Regions from separate parts of the Homo sapiens genome. Here regions 2, 3 and 4 are each linked to region 1. Evidence: chromatin contacts called from ENCODE Hi-C or POLR2A ChIA-PET data. All regions are on one chromosome and are shown on one strand. The core of a region is the stretch at or near the end of the contact, and the rest is flanking DNA. Distances in the headings are between cores, read along the strand shown. Region 1 has its middle 86 kb from the start of HS6ST1. Region 2 has its middle 420 kb from the start of HS6ST1. Region 3 overlaps WDR33 (WD repeat domain 33). Region 4 holds the start of POLR2D (RNA polymerase II subunit D).

What was found. A loop is a pair of places that touch in the nucleus more often than their neighbours do. ChIA-PET counts read pairs that join two places held with the same protein, here RNA polymerase II (POLR2A). Pooled maps may share reads with other maps.
Region 2: a loop to region 1 is called in a pooled map, with 2.5 times the contacts of the local background. The contact joins two enhancer-like sites. A Hi-C loop is called at or near these places in 1 of 50 pooled maps. POLR2A ChIA-PET finds 5 or more read pairs at or near these places in 2 of 52 experiments (H1 and HEK293T).
Region 3: a loop to region 1 is called in a pooled map, with 5 times the contacts of the local background. The contact joins two enhancer-like sites. A Hi-C loop is called at or near these places in 2 of 50 pooled maps. POLR2A ChIA-PET finds 5 or more read pairs at or near these places in 2 of 52 experiments (activated T-cell and naive thymus-derived CD4-positive, alpha-beta T cell).
Region 4: a loop to region 1 is called in a map of K562, with 7 times the contacts of the local background. The contact joins the promoter of POLR2D here to the enhancer-like site in region 1. A Hi-C loop is called at or near these places in 1 of 168 maps with a recorded cell type or tissue (K562), 8 of 37 single-sample maps with no recorded cell type and 13 of 50 pooled maps.

Annotation. Positions count from the first base shown.
Region 1 is chr2:128,231,716-128,234,875 of GRCh38, forward strand. No RefSeq gene overlaps it. Among named protein-coding and RNA genes, the nearest start is that of HS6ST1, 86 kb to the right of the region's middle. RefSeq lists silencers at 1,322-1,521, 1,842-2,031 and an enhancer at 2,072-2,161. Within about 2 kb of position 1,521, at least 23 of the 41 ENCODE cell types and tissues checked have a DNase peak (open chromatin) inside an H3K27ac peak, as active enhancers do.
Region 2 is chr2:128,733,731-128,736,890 of GRCh38, forward strand. No RefSeq gene overlaps it. Among named protein-coding and RNA genes, the nearest start is that of HS6ST1, 420 kb to the left of the region's middle. RefSeq lists an enhancer at 739-798. Within about 2 kb of position 1,426, at least 4 of the 41 ENCODE cell types and tissues checked have a DNase peak (open chromatin) inside an H3K27ac peak, as active enhancers do.
Region 3 is chr2:127,748,243-127,751,402 of GRCh38, forward strand. All of the region lies in intron 7 of WDR33 (WD repeat domain 33), which reads right to left. Among named protein-coding and RNA genes, the nearest start is that of SFT2D3, 48 kb to the left of the region's middle. Within about 2 kb of position 1,494, at least 3 of the 41 ENCODE cell types and tissues checked have a DNase peak (open chromatin) inside an H3K27ac peak, as active enhancers do.
Region 4 is chr2:127,856,584-127,859,743 of GRCh38, forward strand. It overlaps POLR2D (RNA polymerase II subunit D), which reads right to left and starts at 1,572. Exons shown (of 4, transcript NM_004805.4): 1 at 1,445-1,572. The coding sequence starts at 1,517. It also overlaps the pseudogene LOC107985803. RefSeq lists an enhancer at 1,007-1,176 and a silencer at 1,407-1,716.

The DNA of each region.
Region 1 (3,160 bases), core at 271-2,770:
GCAGTGGCGCGATCTTGGCTCACTGCAACCTCCACCTCCCGGGTTCAAGTGATTCTCCTGCCTCAGCCTCCCGAATAGCTGGGTTTACAGGCGCCAGCCACCGTACCCAGCTAATTTTTGTATTTTTAGTAGAGACGGGGTTTCACCCTGTTGGCCAGGATGATCTCGATCTCCTGACCTCGTAATCTGCCCGCCTCGGCCTCCCAAAATGCTGAGATTACAGGCGTGAGCCACCACAATCGGCCTGTGGTGTCTTTTTTTTTTGAAACAGAGTCTTGTTCTGTTGCCAGGCTGGAGTGCAGTGGCACAATCTCGGCTCACTGCCACCTCCGCCTCCCAGGTTCAAACTATTCTTCTGCCTCAGCCTCCCGAGTAGCTGGGACTACAGGCTCGCGCCACCAAACCCGGCTAATTCTTGTATTTTTAGCAGAGACCAGATTTCACCATATTGGCCAGGCTGGTCTTGAACCTCCTGACCTCGTGATCCGTCCGCCTCGGCCTCCCAAAGTGCTGGGATTACAGATGTTCGCCACGGCGCCCGGCCCTGTGGTATCTTTTTTTTTGAGATGGAGTCTCACTTTGTCACCCAGCCTGGAGTGCAGTGGCGCGATCTCGGCTCACTGCAACCTCCGCCTCCCGGGTTCAAGCTATTCTGCCTTAGCCTCCCGAGTAGCTGGGACTACAGGCGCGCACCACCATGCCCGGCTAATTCTTGTATTTTTAGTAGAGACCGGCTTTCACCATATTGGCCAGGCTGGTCTCGAACTCCTGACCTCATGATCCACCGGCCTCCGCCTCCCAAAGTGCTGGGATTACAGGTGTGTGCCACCGCACCCAGCCCTGTGGTGTCTTTTTAAACAACAGAACTTGGGGCTAGGTGTGGTGGCTCACGGTTGTAATCTCAGCACTTTGGGAGACCGGGGCAGGAGGAGTGCTCGAGCCCAGGAGTTGGAGACCAGCCTGGGCGCTCTCACAGCTCACTGCAGCCTCGACCTCCTGGGCACAAGTGATCCTCCTGCCACAGCGCCTCCCAAAGTGCTGGGATTACAGGCGTGGGCCACCGCGCCCGGCTAAAAATCAGTCTTTTCCTTTGGCTTCTGGTCTCTTCGCCTCGTTTAAGAACTCCTAGCTGCGGCCGTCCGGACTCTCCCTGGTGCTGGTGGAAGTTTCTGGGGCGCACTCTCATGTTGCTGCCTGGGGAGTCTTGCACCCCACAAGTGCGCCTCTCTCCTCCCGCGTGAGGCTGGGGGGCCGGCTTGGTTGTGCAGGGGAGAGGAGGCCCAAGGGGCTGCGCCCGGTCACCCGCGCGACCACCGCGGGCCGAGGCGGGAGCGCGGCGGCGGCTGTGGCGGAGTCACCTTGCGCTCTACCTCCCTGCTCTTCCCTTCCAGGCGAGCTTGGGGACGAGGAAGGCCGAGCCCGGCGGCGCGGCCCGAGCGCCCGCTTCCTCGCCAGCATTGGGTTCCCTGAGGGGCCGCCCTGCCCCGCGTCAGCCTCTGCAGCCTCCAACCCTCCCGGGGAGCACAGCGGGACGCTGGAAGCCCCACTGCCTTAGGAGGCCGTTCTCGGGAGGGCCGCCCCGTTTAGAAGATGGGAAAGGTGCAGAAAAAGAAGACCAATAGACGATGTCCCCACTCGCACACAGGGCCAGGTTCCCTGCCCGCCCTGCCCTTCGCTCTCCCGGCGGCGACGGCCGCGCGACCTTTCCGGGGACGGTCTCGGGAGTGCCATGGGGTCCCTGGGGCTCGGATCTCGGCGCCCGCGTCTCCGCCGGGGGCGACCCCACAGCCAGGCTCCTTCTTCGGCACAGAACCCGCCTCGGCTACCGGCCTCCAGCCCCCTTTCTAAATTCCTGCCGGCCTCGGGGTTCGGGTGACAGGGCCCGGGGACTGGGTGGCGAGGAGAGAGGACAGGTTTCCTCCGGTCGGGCGGGGTGGCGCGGCTGCGCGAGGGGTTCTGTTTGGAGGGCAGCGCGGAGCCCTCTGCTGGCCGCGGTGGGGACCGCTGGCTCCCCTGAAGTCACCAGGCCGGCGACGCTGCAGCCAGTCCTTCCTCGTCCTCCTTCCTCCCTGTGCAAAGGTGGGCTCAGTACCACGTGGAAATCACCGTGGCACAGGCACCAGGTGGGTGGGTTTGAGAAGCTGTGCAGTGTCCAACATCCTGTTACAAAGGAATTGCAGGTATTTAAGAATTAAAGAAAAACTATTCTCTTTTCTACTTACGTGTATCACTTTCTCAAACGCCAGCTGAGTAATTAGCATATACGTGCTTGTTGGGTGGCTTGGACCTAACTACTTAATAAATGCACCTGCCAGGTGTTGCCTGCGCCTAGGAGGCCCTGCAAATTTTCGAAGACACGGAGGGCTCCATGAACTGAAGTTGGGAACTGGAGGTTCCCAAATTTAAACATTAACATCTTCCTCAGGAGGGTGGCCACAGGTGCATTTTGGCAGTTCCCTTTGGTCAGGCGGGACACCAGAGGGGCCTGATGTCAGGCAGGAACTGGAAGGGGTGGATGTCTAAGCTACCTTTGCCCTGCTGAACCCTGATGGGCAGCATTTCTTTTCTGAAAGCAAAACTCAAAAGAAGAATTCAGGCGGGATGTGAACTCACCCCTGTAATCTCAGCACTTTGGGAGGCCAATGCGGGCAGATCACCTGAGGTCAGGAGTTCAAGACCAGCCTGGCCAACATGGTGAAACCCTGTCTCTACAAAAATACAAAAATTAGCCAGGCATGATGGCAGGTGCCTGTAATCCCAGCTACTTGGTAGGCTGTGGTGGGAGAATTGCTGGAACCCAGGAGGCATAAGTGGCAGTGAGCTGAGATCGCGCCATTGCCCTCCAGCCTGGGCAAATAGAGTGAGACTCCGTCTCTAAAAAAAAAAAAAAAAAAAAAAAAAGAGGAATTCAGGTGTGCATTTTGTCTATACCCACGTGGTGTTGACCAGCCTGTGAAGTGTACTTGGGCCTGAGAAAAATTGGAGAAACAACAGGACATGGATTTGCTGAAGGCTTCACACTGAGCTGTGTTGATTGTGTGGGGACTCCATGAGGCCGGTGATAGCCTGGCACAGCTGGAAGGCCCTGTGTCCACAGCACGAAAAAGCTCAGGTCTTCCCAGGGCCAGACATCAGGCCATGTGGAAAGCAGCAGGGCAGC
Region 2 (3,160 bases), core at 176-2,675, 500 kb after region 1:
ATGTCTGTTGCAGATGCCACAGACCCAGAAGCATGCCTGGATGATACGGTGGGCTGGTGTGTGACAAAAAGCATTTGCTAGGCACAATTAAGCCGGCTGAAAACTGCAGAAGGGGCAACTAACCTAATTAACAAAGCAGCATTAGTCTGAGGGCTTTACAGAAATTAATTGTTGTTATACAAATGCTGAGCTAATTGAGAATAGGTCTGATTAATTTATCAGAGCAGGTCCTCGTGGATCCGCCTTAGAAACACTATCTTGCAGGCGGCTCCAGCCACAGGGATCTTTACATCACCAGCACTGGTCTCCCCTTCCATAGCTTAACATAGTAGCTGCCTTTCCGGGCTTGCTTTATTTCCACCTTGCCTGTTAGTCTGATGCAGGACTCTTGGGCTCTTGGCTGTGATGGGAAGAAGGTTCTGGAAGCAGCACTGCAACTCTGAGCTGGCTAGATCTCAGAGTCAAAACCAGACGACACTGCCGGTGTCTTTTTCACTTCGCTGCAGTGGTCTTAGATTTAAAAGCCACACACATCAGAACTAGTTTCTGATGGAATCAACTCATTGAGTTGGAAAAATTATAATTTAACATTACATGGAATTTAAAGTCTCTATTACACATAGCGGATGCACAATCAAACACGGTTCATTCTTGCCTCCCCCTCTCCCCTGCCAACTCCCCCTCCTAAGTGATGGGGCAGACAGCACAAAGGGTTCTTGAGTTTTGAATGTTGGGAGTGTGTCTGGAAGCCTTGTTTTGTTTGCAGCAGTCGTGGCCGCACCTGCGGGCCCACACCTTGTGGGCAGTTTCTTGGTGCGCGAAAGGCGTAGTGCACCCAGGTGCAGGGCTCTGCCCTGGCGCCCTCCTGTGACAGTGCCGGGAGCGGCGGGGTGCGGGGCACCGCCAGCTGTGGTCTGTCCCGGTGACTGGTTTCTTCTGAGTGTCTCAGTTCTGCAAGCCATCGTAGCAATGGGTCCTGACCGTGTCTCTGAACTGTCTGGCAGGCGGGCAGTGTGTCACCCGCTTCCCTGGTGGTAAGTGCGGCCAGGAGGATGCGGCCTGTGGATCCTCCCCGGACCTGTGAGCAGCAAGCCTGGGACTGAATCTGTCTGCATCGTTAATCACCGATTTGCTATCTCTTCCTCCACAGCATATCACTCCCTTTCCTCTGGAGGAAAAATGCCTCATGATCTAAAGCTGAAGGCATCTTTCATAATGAAGTGCTTCCTGTGCTGATTCATGCGTCCCCTTTGCCCTCGCGAGTCCCCTTTGACATCCTCCACACACAGAGCGCGACAGGAAACGCGTGTCCTCTGGTTAAGCCACGCTGACTTCCCTGAGGGTTTGGTACCACAGTTAGCACTTTTTGGATGAGGAAGATGAGGCTGAGAAGGGCGCCCAAACCGACCTCCCGGCTGCAGGAGTGTGCGGCCTGAAGGGAACCCCGGGGAACTGCGCAGGCTTTGGGAACCACGCAGGCCGGGTGCAGACGCAGCTGCCCTGCCAAGTAGCACGTGCTCCTGGGAGAAAGATTGCCCTGGGGGAGACACTCAGCCCAGCCCTCAGGTGAACGGACCAGGCCACCAGGCCAGTGGGGCTGAGGGCGGGGAGCCCTGAAGAGGAGAAACCCCGGGATCAGATCTGCATTTTGGGACTTCATGGCAGGGAGGGGCACGGGTAAAGACCCACACGGTGAGGTGGCTGCTGAATTATGGTCCTGAAGGTTGACACAGAGAAGCCAGGATGGGAACAGGGGCTGGAACTGACAGACTGGGATTGCGCAAGGAGAGTGAGGATGAGGGTGACGCACTCGAGGGTGTCCTCGGACCCCAGAACATGATATCCAAGCGCGGGGCTTCCACAGACAGCATGAGTGGGTTCTGTGCAGTGAGACTTTCAGGTCGGAGCCTAGGTGTGGGCGCGGAGGGGCAGCAAGGCCCTGGGGACCCGGCCCTCCCTATCCTCACACACCGTGGTCCCCAGAAGCCTTTTGCTTCACGCCAGCTGCCCCAGGGTGCAGGATGGCCCCCGCCTTCCGAGGTCTTAGGTTTAGGAGGACACAGAACGGAAGGAGAAGGAGGGGCTCCTTCTGGGGGGACTCTTCCTTTTATTCTAGAAGCAGCGCCCTCCTCAGGGGCATTGGCGTAAAAATCATTGGCTAGGCTATTTCACGGCCACCTCACTCCGCCAAGCCCTAGGCAAACGGGAATCTTTACCCGGCCATATTGTGATTCCGAAGCAGCTTGGAATTCTGTCATTAAAGAGACACAAGAAGGAATTCTGTATAACTGGCCGTGTCGGCTCCTGGGGAGGCCACGTTGGCTCGGGCTAAGTGTTCAAGATGGTGTGGTGCAGTGAGTCAGGGGCCCTGACCGGGACCACCCGTAAGTTAAGTGGGGCGTGTGGTCTTCAGGGCGCACAGGTGGAGATGCCACTACATGGTCGCATGTGGGTGTCCACAGTGCAAGAGAGGCCCTGGGCCAGAAACCCAGCCCTAGGCTGTGCCTGTCCCCTGGCCATCTCTGGCTCGCCCTCCCTCCTGCCTTTTCTCTGTCCCTGGGGATGGTTTGCAGGCTCAGACCGCATGTCTGGATTGGCAGTCTCATTCTGCAGGCTCTGCAGACCTAGAAGAACAAAATGCTACCAAAGGAAGGATGCAATTTATCCATACAGAGGCTAGTTTGGACATATGGGAGGAAGTCTGTAAGGGTAGTTGCTTGTCTCTTTTGGATTTCAAGGGCGAATGGAGCCCGGATGCTGGCAGCCCCTCCTGCCCAGCGCCTTGGTTCCCGGGGAATTGAGCCTTGGCTGCTGGCTCAGCCTCCTCTGAAACCAGCAGCCCAGGGTTGCCTTAGAAACATGGCCTGGTGTGGCAAAGCCTATCCCGGGGTCTTTCGTGTTTGTGTCCTTTGAAGCCTAATTTAATCGGTTCCAAATTCTAGAACAAGAGTTCTCTCAGGGTAGCTGCAGACGTGCTCCACCCTCATCCTCCCACCCAGGAGAACCAGCGAGCTCTGGAGAGCCGCCTGCAGTTCTCCCTGGAGCCACAAGATGGCGCCAGGCCGACCGTCAAGGCCGTGGAGCCGGGGAAGAGGGGAAACGCGGGATTCTGGAGTCCCCAGCCCCTGGCCGAATCGGCTTCTGGTGCGGCCGCGTTTGG
Region 3 (3,160 bases), core at 244-2,743, 480 kb before region 1:
CTGTTACTAGGACACCCCATGGTTCCCTGCGGTCTGTGTTCTTTGCTGCAATGAGCAATAAATCCAACCTGCTCTATGACAGGTGTACTCCTAGTGGTCTTTAACTGAAGGGTATTCACACTTGTAAATACTAACAGTGAAATGAAAATAGACTAAATGTTCTAGGCTTAGAAAATGACTCTAAAACTATAATTCACAGGGAGGGCAGCTTTGGATGATGCTGGTGTAAGATTTCTTCAGTTTTGCTTTTAATGTCAAGACCATGGTAAAATGTTTTAAATGGCTCAGGTAAAGTAAAAAGCATTAAAAACTGTTAAAGCAGAGGAGAAGCTTTTACAGCCAAATTGATCAAGAGAATAAGCAGGAGTTAATCAAGGATCATTTCAATTGGCGGCAGCACATCCAAGTATCTGGGTTATGTCTAGATTTAGAGGTACTTTAAACAAGGGATGCAGGAAAATGCTCATCAACAATAAAGCTGAAGCTATAAGGAAAACATGAAAGTGAGTAATATCTTTTTTCCTGAGACAGGGTCTCATTCTGTCACCCAGGCCTGGGTGCAGTGGTGCATGGCTCATTACTGTCTCGATCTCCTGGGCTCAAGTGATCCTCCTAACAGGGCCTCCTAGGTAGCTGAAACTTAAAAAAAAAAAAAAAAAAAAAAGTGCTCACCTTAACTACTGGAATTATCTGGATAGTATGTTAGCTGTGAGAAGAAAATAAAGCAAGATTTTCATATGCACTCTTTTGATGAAAGATTTTTAAAATTTCTATAAGTATTAATCATATCTACAAGTACAAAACCAAAAATGTGGCCGGGCTTGGTGGCTCACGCCTGTAATCCAGTACTTTGGGAGGCCAAGATGGGAAAATCTCTTAGCCTAGGAGTTTGAGATCAGCTTAAGCAACATAGTGACATCTTGTATCTATTAAAAATAAAATAAAGTTAGACAGGCATAGTGGCATGCAACTGCAGTCCCAGCTACTCAGAAAGCTCAGGTGGATCGCATAAGCCCAGGCAGTTGAGGCTCCAGTGAGTTGTGATCGTGCCACTGCACTCCAACCTGGGTGACTGAGTGAAACGGTCTCAATAAAACAAAACAAAATAAATAAAATGATGATGAAGAAACACCATAAGGGCAGGTGTGGTGGCTCGTGTCTGTAATCCCAGCACTTTGGGAGGCTGAGGCAGGTGGATCACCCGAGGTCAGGGGTTTGAGACCAGCCTGGCCAACATGGTGAAACCCCGTCTCTACTAAAAATACAAAAATTAGCTGGGCATGGTGGCAGACACCTGTATTCCCAGCTATTCGGGAGGCTGAGGCAGGAGAATCACTTGAGCCAGGGAGGCGGAGATTGCAGTGAGCTGAGATTGTGCCACTACACTCCAGCCTGGGCAACAGAGTAGGACTCCACCTCAAAAAAAAAAAAAAAAAGAAATGCCATAGTGTTGACTACTTCCTCTTTCAAGACAAGCCCTCAGCAACTGTGCCAAACCTTAACCTTTACAATTATCACAGTCCTCAGTGTTTCTCGTCAGCAAGAACTGAAACTCTCCATCATACTGAGTCTTTCAAATACCTTTCATTTCACAGGCTTTTTTTTTTTTTTGAGACGGAGTCTCACTCTGCCACCCAGGCTGGAGTACAGTGGCCCAATCTCAGCTCACTGCAAGCTCCACCTCTCGGGTTCACACCATTCTCTCACAGGCTGTAATTTCTAATATCTGCTTCTTCTTAAGTCAAAAATGTTATCAGCTTATTTCTCATTGTAGGAGAACAGGCATTTGTGGGGAGGGAGGGACAGGGTCTCATTCTGCCACCCAGGCTTGAGTGCAGTGGCGAAATCTTGGCTCACTGCAGCCTCAGATTTCCCAGGTTCAAGAGATCCTCCTACCTCAGCCTCCCTGGTATCAGGGACCACAGGCACACGCCACCACACCCAGTTAACTTTTTGTATTTGTTTTGTACAAATGGGGTTTTGCCATGTTGCCAAGGCTGGTCTCAAACTCCTGGGCTCAAGTGATCTGCCTGCCTTGGCCTCCCAAAGTGCTGGGATTACTGGCATGAGCCACCGCACCCAGCTGAGAACAGACTTTTTTTGAGTCAAAAATATAAGGGAAGGCCAGGCACAGTAGCTCACACCAGTAATCCCAGCACTTTGGGAGACTGAGGCAGATGAATCACTTGAGGTTAGGAGCTCGAGACCAGCCTGGGCAACATGGTGAAACCCCATCGCTACTTAAAATACAAAAATTAGCCAGGCATGGTGGCACGTGCCTATAATCCCAGCTACCCGAGAGGCTGAGGCACTTGAGAATTGTTTGAACCCGAGAGGCGGAAGTTGCAGTGAGTCGAGATTGTAATCATTGCACTCCAGCCTGGGCAACAAGAGTGAAACTCCATCTTAAAAAAAAAAAAAAAAAAAAAAAAAAAATATATATATATATATATATATATATATATATATATGTATGTATGCATACATATATATGTATGCATACATATATATGTATACATACATATATATACACATATATATACACACATATGGAAAAAACTATCTTTAAAACAGCTAATTTTATTTCTTTCAGAGGTTAAAATGTAAAAATAAATAAAACAGCTAATTCAAAAACTGAAGGTATTTTACAGTAATTGATTTAATGATTCACCTGCTAGAATTTAAAAAACTACACAAAATGTCTAGTGAATACTCTTGATAAATTTTTGTTTTAATAAACATTTCCACCCAGAAGACCCTTGGGAACTTACATTTGCATGGCACATTAAAACCTAAAAACTGTAAAACTAAAAATGTTCTAAAAAATCAGATTGATGGCAAGGCACGGTGGCTCATGCCTATAATCTCAGTACTTTGGAAGGCAGAGGCGGGAGGATCACTTGAGCCCAGGAGTTCAAGACCAGCCTAGGCAACATGGTGAAACCCTATCTCTACTAAAAATACAAAAGTTAGCCACACATGGTGGCATGCACCTGTAGCCCCAGCTTCTCAGGAGGCTGACGTGGGAGGATCACTTGAGCCTGGCAGGTGGAGGCTGCGGTAAGCCAAGATCATGCCACTGCACTCCAGCCTGAGTGACAGAGCAAGACCTTATCTCAAAATAATAATAATAATAATAATAATAATAATAATAATAATA
Region 4 (3,160 bases), core at 322-2,821, 380 kb before region 1:
CTCAAAATAAAATTAAAAAAAAAATTAAAAAAAATAAATTAACAACTAAAATAGTAAGTTCTAACGTATTAAACCATAAAATACAAAAAACACATAATAAACATTTTTTCATTTTTATATTTTTTATTTCTTAGAGGGTAGTATTTCCGTTTTAATTTTAAATTTATTATTTTGCCAGGCAATGGCTCACATCAGTAATCCCAGCACTCTGGGAGGCCGAGCTGGGTGGATCACCTGAGGTCACGAGTTCGAGAACAGGCTGGCCAACATGGTGAAACCCCAGCTCTACTGAAAATACAAAAATTAGCCGGGTGTGGTGGTGGGCACCTGTAATCCCAGCTACTCGGGAGGCTGAGGCAGGATAATCACTTGAGCCCAGGAGACGGAGGTTGCAGTGAGCCGAGTTCGTACCACTGCACCCCAGCCTGGGCAACAGAGTGAGACTCTGTCTCTAAATAAGTAAATGAATGAATGAATAAAAGAATAAGATAGGTCAGGTGCCGTGATTAACTTAAGCCCAGGAGTTTGAGACCAGCCTGGGCGACATAGTGAGACCCTGTCTTTACGAAAAAAATTTTTTTAATGGGCCAGGTATGGGGGCGTGCATCTGTGGTCTCAGCTACTTGGGAGGCTGAGGTGGGAGGATAGCTTGAGCGGTTGAGAGGTTGAGGTTGCAGTGGGCTCTGATCATGCCACTATACTCCAGCCTCAACAAGAGGGCGAGACCCTATCTCAATCAATAAATCAATAAATCAATAAAGTGTAAGACAGCTGTATACATTTTCAAGTTTTTGAGCTGAAGACCTCATCCCTAGGAATACCCTCCCCAACCACTTAAAGTGCGTGCGTGAGAAAACTCAAGGCTGCCAAAATAATTTGTTCCAGCCAACAGCTGAAGATAGGACTCTGTCTCTCTGCCTCTGTGGGAGGGTAGGGGCCTAACTTCGACAGGTGCGCCAGTCAACAAACCAAGCTGCGTTCACACGGACCAATCCTCCTCTTCCCGCTTTTTTACATTTCTCACTTCCCCGACTCCCCCGAGCTCCCGCTCACCACATCCTTATTCCCTAATTCTCCGTTAAAACGCCCAGAGGTTCTGTACTAATCGAAGTTGAGTTCGGTTCACGCTGGGCTCTTTTCCCTAGTGCAACAGTATATTACTGTTTAAAAATCTGTCCTTACCACCTGAGTGTCCGGCTTTGTTTATCTTTGACACAGGTCCCCGGAACTTCGCAGTTTATCACATAAAATAACCCAGTTGCCCAGGCGGTCCCTCCCAAGGCCATGGTCCCTCCCAAGGCCATGTTCCCTCCCCAGCCCCACGCCGCGCTGGGGCTTGCCCAAGCCGCCGCTGAGGCAGGGCCTTGGGCGAAGCGCGCATAACGCCAGGCCTGCGGCGACCACGCGAAGTGGCGCGGGGGAGTCTGGCAGCCCCGAGCCCAACCTTTAGGAAAGATGAGCTGTGAGGCGTCCTCCTCTACGTCGCCAGCCCGCGGATCGCTGCCACCCGCCGCCATCGCCGCGCCGCGCCGCGCGCCACCACCAGCGCCGCCGGAAGCAGAAGCGCGGAGCAACGGCCGCGGAAGGGGCGTGGTCTCGGGAGGGGCCCCGAGGGGTGGGCGGGGCCGGGAGTGCGAGCCGGACGGGGCGCAGCGAGGGGACCGGTTGGTGAGGTCCTGGAGGCTCCCCGCCACCGAGGGGCGCCCTGCACTCCCTCTCTTCTCCCATGCTCCTCGCCGCGCAGACGTCCTGGGGCAGGTCCCTACGCCTTTCTGGACGGAGGAGGTCAGATGAGATGCAGGAACGCCTGCTGATGGAGAGCAGGGCAGCCGGCTCCGAAAGTACCGGGTCCAATTTCCTTCACCGACTTAAACTTCTAAAATTTTATTGATTTGTGGTGGATTATCTGATACTTCTGAGTACGCGGACAATGATATTCAGAGGCTTTTACCACACGTCTGTTGGAACATTTGGGTGATGCGTAGAAAATTAAGCAAATGACGGCCGGGCGCAGTGGCTCACGCCTGTAATCCCAGCACTTTGGGAGGCCGAGGCGAGGGGATCACCTGAGGTCAGGAGTTTGAAACCAGCCTGGGCAACATAGTGAAACCCTATCTCTACTAAAAATACAAAAATTAGCCGGGCATGGTGGTGGGCGCTTGTGATCCCAGCTACTGGGGAGGCTGAGGCAGGAGAATCGCTTGAACCCGGGAGGCGGAAGTTGCAGGGAGCTGAGATCGCGCCACTGCACACCAGCCTGGACGACAGAGTAAGACTCCGTCTCAAAAAATATATTAAAAAAAAAAAAAAAGCAAATAAAAAATGATGCTGTTTTCGACACTGGAGAAAACAAAAGGTTGTACAATAAGGTAAATAATCATAGCTTATTAGTCAACAATATCTTAGCTCATTAGTCAACAATGTTTAGATGGTCATATTGTAAACTCTGTTGATTTAATAAAAAATGAATTGTGCCGGGCACGGTGGCTCACGCCTGTAATCCCAGCACTTTGGGAGGCCGAGGCTGGAGGATCGCTTTAGCTCCGGAGTTGAAGACCAGCCTAGACAACATAGTGAGACCTCGTCTCTAAAAAATACAAAAATTAGCCGGGCGTTGTGGCGCGTGCCTGTAGTCACAGGGATCGGGGAGGCCGAGGCGGGTGGATCGCTTGAGGGATGCAGTGAACTATGATTGCCTCACTGCACTCCAGCCTGGGCAACAGAGACCCTGCCAAAAAAAAAAAAAAGGCAAAGTCCAGGCGCGGGGGCTCACGCCTGTAATCCCAGTACTTTGGGAGGCCGGTGGGGGTGGGGGGGGCAGATCACCTGAGGTCAGGAGTTCGAAAGCAGCCTGGCCAACATGGTGAAATCACGTCTCTACAGAAAAAAAAAAAAAAAAAAAAAGCCGGGGCGTGGTGGCGGGCGCCTTTAATCCCAGCTACTCGGGAGGCTGAGGCGGAGGTTGCAGTGAGCCGAGATCGCGCCACTGCATTCCAGCCTGGGCGACAGCGACAGAGTGAGACTCTGTCTCAAATAATAATTTTTAAAAAGACTTAAAAAATTAAAAAGTAAAAATTTTAAAACTAAAGAAAAAGAAAACCTTTAGAAGGCAGTCCTGGGAATCCTGTCTGGCCTGTGCAGCCTGATCTCCTGCGAGGGC